Linked DNA regions of Homo sapiens: region 2 is linked to region 1. The links are chromatin contacts, found by Hi-C or POLR2A ChIA-PET in ENCODE. All regions are on one chromosome and are shown on one strand. The core of a region is the stretch at or near the end of the contact, and the rest is flanking DNA. Distances in the headings are between cores, read along the strand shown.

Region 1 (3,135 bases), core at 397-2,896:
AGCAATTTCATTGCTAAGAATTCAGCCTAAGGGTTTGTTCTCTCATCTGTGCAAAGAGTGCAAGGGTACCAGGACACGTCTTGCTGTATTGTTTGTAATCTCCCCAAATGGGGGGAGAAAACTTGCTAATATCAATTTAAGAAACTGGTTAAATTCATTATGATACAAACCACACAATGGACTATTAAGCATGGGTGGATTCTTATGCTCTTGTGGAAAGGTTCTGAGATACACTGTTGAGTGAGGAGAAGTGTGCTGCGGACAATACATCGAGTGTGACCCCATTTGCAGTGAAGGTTAAATAGATATATATCCGTCTGTGTGAAAGTTTGCACGTGCAGAGGAAATTTTCAGAAAGATTTTAAGAAAGACTTAAATTGCAGTTACCTCTGTGTATCTGGTAAAGCTGGAGAGGTCTTTTATCTTTGGAAAAACATTTTATCTTTTACCTTACACTCTTGTATTCTACTTGGCAGAAGTCATTTTTATCATTAATGTGCATTACTTTACTATTAAGACAAACATAGTTTACTATTTGGGGAAGAATACAAAAGAGAAAAAGGAGGAGAAAACAAAGGAGGGAAGGAAAGCATAAAGGTTTAAAGGAGGGAGGAGGGAAGGAGAAAGGAAAGGAAAGGAAGAGAGAAGAAACCTCCTCATTCTTTTGAGTAGAAGGCCGTTACCTGTTTCAATGGAGACAGTTAGCAGCACATTTTAAAACTTAAGTAATTTTACCCAACTTCACAAACACTAACTTGTTGCTTCTTTTATAAATGAAAACAAGGAAGTCTCTAGGGTTGGTTTCGTCCACACTTTTTCTTAGGCTATATGCAAACCACCCTGGGATAAAGTCCTCACTGCACGTAAGCCAAGGGTGACTCCAGGGAGCCAGACGGCATTTCCTTCCATAATACACAAATTTGTATTTTGCCTGATGTTTTTGTCTCTGAGCCCAGATCCCACAGTGATAGGCGCCACAAAAGTACACAGACCAACAGAGGACGCGCCCTGATTTTGCAGAAGAGACCGATGCTTGGAGGTCAAGAGGCTGCCTGCCACGGATTCAGACTGGAAGCTTCGGCCGTCTGAGCAGATTAGAGCATCAGGCTTTGTCGCTAGTGCATGCAGGAGTTTTCACAGATAAAAATCTTTCTTTCTTCTCCTTAAGATTCTGGTAGCTAACCAGAAGCTACATGAATTTTTTTTTACTTACTTTTTAAGATTAAAATCATACATGAGGTCTCTTTTATAAGATAATGAGTATTGCAAAGGATTTTTTTTTTTAAAGAACTGGTTTTTAAAAATTGAGAGACTTTAACAAGGCTTGTATGTTTGTTTTTAAACTCCTTTTCTATGGTAAAGGAGGAAAGTTTAGGCCTACCACAGGACCAAGGCTTGCAGAAAGACAAAACTGTTCTGGAAGCAAATGGGACCCACTCCTTCACCTCCTTCCCCCGCCCTCCCTTTCCTCTCCTTGCCCCAAACTGAACTCTGCAACCATTACTGAAGCTTACAAAATATTCTGCTACTACTCGACAGTTTAAAAATTAACAAGCATGTAAAGCTACCGGGGGTAAAAGCCTGGAGCCTGTGGCAAGAAGCAAGCCCTGGCTGGATTCTGTAATTATTTCTTACGCAACTCCAGGTCGCAGTCACAGCTTTCCGAAGATTACACACTTCCAGCCGCTCAGCCCTGCTGGAGCAGGAGGGCCTGGCTCTGCCAGAGTTGTGTATGCCTCTCATAGCATCATAATTAGTCATTAAACAGCAGAACAAAGGGCCATTCTGACCAAGGTGGCACTACTGGATTCCTTTGCTTGCAGGAAAGGAGAAATTTCTTGCACGTTCTCCCCTGGAAGGATGTGAATGGGGTTGGGAAGGGAAGACCAAGATGTGGAGAGGGGTGGACCGAGAGTTAGTTGCAGAAGGCAGACTTCATGGGGATTTTCTGTCCCTGCTGCTGCGTTTCTTGTTTGTGTTGCTGCATAAACTCCACCAGACCAGCACGCTGTGACTGCCCTAGCCCGGCCCGATCAATGGGAAGGGACCTCTTGGAGGGCCTCTGTGCCTACGAGGTTTCCAGCCCTACCCCAGGCTTTTCCTTATTACCAAGATTGCTGCCCTCATGTTCACACATTTTATTTTTTATCAGAATTTTGCGAAATCAGAATTCTAAACTTCTGAGGCCCTAGATAGTTTTAATGAAGCATATACCTAGAACCTGAATATTCAGGGTAAAGTATTAGCCTTAAGTATAATCACGGCTAGCCCATGGATTCTGCAGATGAAGAAACTGAGGCCAGAAAGCCCAGTGGTGAGCTTTATTACAAACATTATGGGGGCTTCATGAAGGCACTTGGCTTTACTTTATTCTTGGAACTCAGAGCTAACCTCCCATGCTTTCTTTGTCTGCTCTATGAATTCAGTGTCTACCTGAAACCTCCACCCAACCTGTTTGTACACTTGGAAAACCCAACCTGGTGCATGGGCTGGGTGATAATCATGGCAACACTGCAGCCTGCAGGTAAGTGTGAAGATAACAGCAAGACAGCTGGAGAGTGCTACCTGCCAGCACACAGTCTCAACCCCTAAGAGGCAGCTGCGCCCAAGAGAGGAGGGATGTCAATGAAGGGTCACACCTTCAGTTTGGGCTGAAATGAGTGAGCTAAAGGAGTGGTTTGTTATTCAGAATTACATTTGCCAAAGTGTACTAGGGAAAAGAATTAATTTCCCACAGCATTGGTAAGAGGATTGGGTCTTTTTGCCTGGACTTTATAGAAGAGGTCAAGAAAGATGGAAAATGGCCCACGGAAACTGACTCGCCCACAGCGGCCTGCCCTGCTCAGCTGTGCCACTCAGTAACCACTAACAGCGACTCCAAGTTGACAAGAGAAAAACAGTCTTTTCACATTAATCTCATTTCCCTGTGTGAGAGTTTCACTAGACTACATCAGGGAAACACCACAGACACTGACTATCCAGTTCTAATACATCCGAAAATATCTTCAAGGATGGCATAGAGAAATGTAGGTTAGACAATTAAGTTACAGAGAAATTCCGTGGATTAATCAGTTGTAACCCAAAGGTGCCAGTTAATGGATTAACATCGACCTATAGGGACACATCAAAGAATTC
Region 2 (3,135 bases), core at 260-2,759, 47 kb after region 1:
GGAGAGGAGTTACAAAGTGCGCTTTTAAAACATGATGTCTAGATTTCCTCTAAAATATTTCAGCAAGAAATGAAAACAGAAAGATGAATGAAGCAAGTGTGGCAAAACCTTGGTAACTGTTACATGTAGGTGATGGGCGTATGAGAGCGTATACTCGCTCCACGTTGGTATACTATGAAACTTTTTTCGTAATAACAAATATAAAAAGATCCTGCAGCCCCGGCTGAGACGCCCCGATCCACCTGGTGCCTCCCCTTTGTATCAAGCCGGCCCCACAACGACCCCTCAAGCTCCTTCCTGTCTTGCAGACTTCTACCAGGACGAGTTTAGACAGCTGCAAGGGTGTTCTTAAGAAGCTAAAAGAAATGAAAAATCACAATTTTTAAAAATCGCTGTCTTTCTGTCCCTGTAGCCACCGAAAGACGAGGTACTTCCTCAGGGACAGAATGCTGACGCCGCGCAGAGTCGGCCGAATCCAGCTTCTCCAAGGGCGGGCGGGTGGGATGATTTGTTGATTTGCTTGTTTTCCACCAAACCGCAGGGCACCTCCAGGAGCTCCGGGACAACTTACAAATGAAGACACAGAGCCCCCGTCCCTTGCTTCAGAGAACCAAATAACGGAACTGAATGATCGTTTCTTCAGCAAAGCCTAAAGACGCTTGCGTCCCGCGGAGAGGTGCCCACGCGCGACTCGGCTGCCCCCTCTTCTTGCGGGTCCGGGTAGGGTAGGGCGGGAACGCGGGACGTGCCCTAAGCGGGCCAGCCGAGCGCGAGACAGGCGATGCTGCAGAAGCCTGCCCGCCTGCGGGTCACACACCGGCCGGCCTCGGCTGCAGGGGTTGCGGGGCCACGGGTCGCGGGGCGCCGGGAGCCGCGAGCAGGTGACGGCCGCGCCGGGCAGCCCCGCGGGCCGCGATTCCCGAGAGCCTGGCGCCACCCCGCGGAAGCCGGAGGAACTGCGGCTTCTTCCCGCTCCCGCGCGGAGGGGAGAGGGAGGCGCAGCGCGGAGGGGAGAGGGAGGCGCAGCGCGGAGGGGAGAGGGAGGCGCAGCGCGGAGGGGAGAGGGAGGCGCAGCCCGCACCGCGCAATCCCGGGGCTCTGGCGGGAGGGAAGGTGACTTGCGTGGGACGACTCCAAGAGGCCAGGCCCGGCCTTCGCAGTTCACCCACGAGGATACCGCGACCAAGCCACCAAAGCACTCTCTGGCCAGGCCGAGACCCCTTTTCCCCCGGGCCCCAAGAGAAAAAAGCACTTTCTCCTAAAACACGAACTCCCCGCGGAGGGGCCCGGGGCTGCCTGGCACGGGGCAGGGTGTGCGGCTGCCGTGCGGGCGCGGGCCAGAGTCACGTGGAGGCAGGCGGAGAGGGCGAGGGGGCCCCCGTAAATCATCCTGAGGGATTTTTGGCCCAAGTCCCTGTTTCCGAAAGGTTGCGGGACGGCTTTGACGTTGATTATGTAGCTGTTCTCTTTTCAAGTGCGCGCCCCTCCCCACCGCAGCCCGTCTGGTGTGCGAGGATTGTGTTTGAAAGGGAGGAAGCATCCTTGAAGTGGTGGGTGATGGATTGTCTAAACCCTTCTGGGACGTTCTGGGTGGGGGTTTTCGAGGCAGCTCATCAATAAAGACCCCCCTGGAGAGAAGGGGCGGCTGGAGACCAGCCCCCGCCGCGCAGCCCCGAGGCCCCAGGCCTGGAACACAGTCCTCGGTGTGGGGCACAGGGCGTGAGGGGAGGATGAGCTCCCCCTGAGCAGATGGAGATTTCTCCTTGCCTGGGCCGTTTGACCCCCAAAGCCTTGCAGACTGGCCGCGTGGGTGCCATGGGGCGATTTCTTGGGAAAGGAGGGCAGCAGAAAGGCCCGTGGGCTCTCAGCGCCTTGGAGTCAGGGGAGCAGGAAGGGGAGTGGAGGTGCGGACACGCCTCCAGCCACCGTGCTCCCCTAGGAGGATCTCCCTTCAGCCCCTGTAGAACCCTGCATCTCAACCACCCTCGTGCATGTGGTTTACCTTGGCATAGATTTCCAAGCCGCTACAGAAAACCTGTCCACCTCCCCCAAGGTGGAGGCGGGAGTTGGGAGGCAGGGGTGCTGGAAAGGGTCACCTGGCTCAAGCCGACCCCAGGTCTGACGGGCGGAGAGCCTCGAGGGCCACGCCCCAGGCCAGTGGTGTCCTCTGAGGCCGCAAAGCCGACTGGCTTCTGGAGGAGCAGCAGCCTCGGCCTCAGCCTCGGCTGGGAAAAGACGCAGTCGGGGCCCTCCGTGCTCCAAACTTGAACTACTCTGGGTCCCCACGAGGAGGAGGCTGCCCTGGGGTCAGAAACTCCGACGGAAATGAAGGGGAGGGGGCGTAGGTTCCCTGGCACAGCTCGGCCTGGAGAGGCAGCCTGGGGGCCCAAACTCATCTAGGGCGCGCCCGGAGCTTCCCCGGCCTCTCTTGGCCCATCGCGAACGAGCTCCCCTCCCCGACTGGGTCGGCCTCGGGCGCCTTTCGCCTTCGCAGGCCGCCGGGGTTCCGCGGAGGGCTTGTGTCCCTCCCTCCCGCCGCCGCAGCCCGCCCGAAGGTCAGGCCGCATCCGGGGCCCGGGGCCTTTGGCCAGGCTGCGGGGAGGGGTGGGGTTGGGGGGCTCCCCAAAGCAGCTTCTCGGAGGCGGCGTCGGGGCGCCCTGAGGTCCCTAGTCGGCCTCTGGGCGCCGAGCACGTTTTATTTATCCCCACAGAGGATGCTGGAGGACAAAAGAAATATTTGGACGTCAGAGCTGATTTATATTTTTGGAAGAGCTACGTTTCCTTTTCTGAAGAGAAGCGAGCGCGCCCCATATCCTGAGCTCGGCGGGGAGGACGAGAGGGGAGTTTTGATGCGCCAGGAAGTTCATCTATCGCCCAGGCGCTCAGGACCCGGCGCCCCGCCGAGTTCGCCGCCCTCGGAAATATTTATTTATTTGGGGGAAGGGAGGGCAGCGGGGAGGAGACCAGCCAGACGGGAGAAGAAAGCCCTGCCCGGGCTGGGTTGGGACCTCCAGGGCGCTTCCCCGCGCGGCCGCAGCCGGCCAGCCTCTGGTCTCGGTTGGAGGGCATCGCAGGCGCGGCCTGGCGACCTCCGGGCGCCTTTGGCTGGTGTCTTCCGTAGCCCTCGGCGCGCAC

What was found. A loop is a pair of places that touch in the nucleus more often than their neighbours do. ChIA-PET counts read pairs that join two places held with the same protein, here RNA polymerase II (POLR2A). Pooled maps may share reads with other maps.
Region 2: a map of PC-9 shows a loop between it and region 1 (6-fold over the local background). The contact joins two enhancer-like sites. A Hi-C loop is called at or near these places in 5 of 168 maps with a recorded cell type or tissue (PC-3, PC-9, astrocyte of the cerebellum and 2 more) and 2 of 50 pooled maps. POLR2A ChIA-PET finds 5 or more read pairs at or near these places in 1 of 52 experiments (Caco-2).

What each region holds. Positions count from the first base shown.
Region 1 is chr6:1,333,930-1,337,064 of GRCh38, forward strand. All of the region lies in intron 1 of FOXF2-DT (FOXF2 divergent transcript), which reads right to left. Among named protein-coding and RNA genes, the nearest start is that of FOXQ1, 23 kb to the left of the region's middle. Within about 2 kb of position 1,647, at least 9 of the 41 ENCODE cell types and tissues checked have a DNase peak (open chromatin) inside an H3K27ac peak, as active enhancers do.
Region 2 is chr6:1,381,056-1,384,190 of GRCh38, forward strand. The region is part of intron 1 of FOXF2-DT (FOXF2 divergent transcript); the gene reads right to left. Among named protein-coding and RNA genes, the nearest start is that of FOXF2-DT, 6.8 kb to the right of the region's middle. RefSeq lists silencers at 783-882, 993-1,042 and an enhancer at 2,715-3,135. Within about 2 kb of position 1,510, at least 5 of the 41 ENCODE cell types and tissues checked have a DNase peak (open chromatin) inside an H3K27ac peak, as active enhancers do.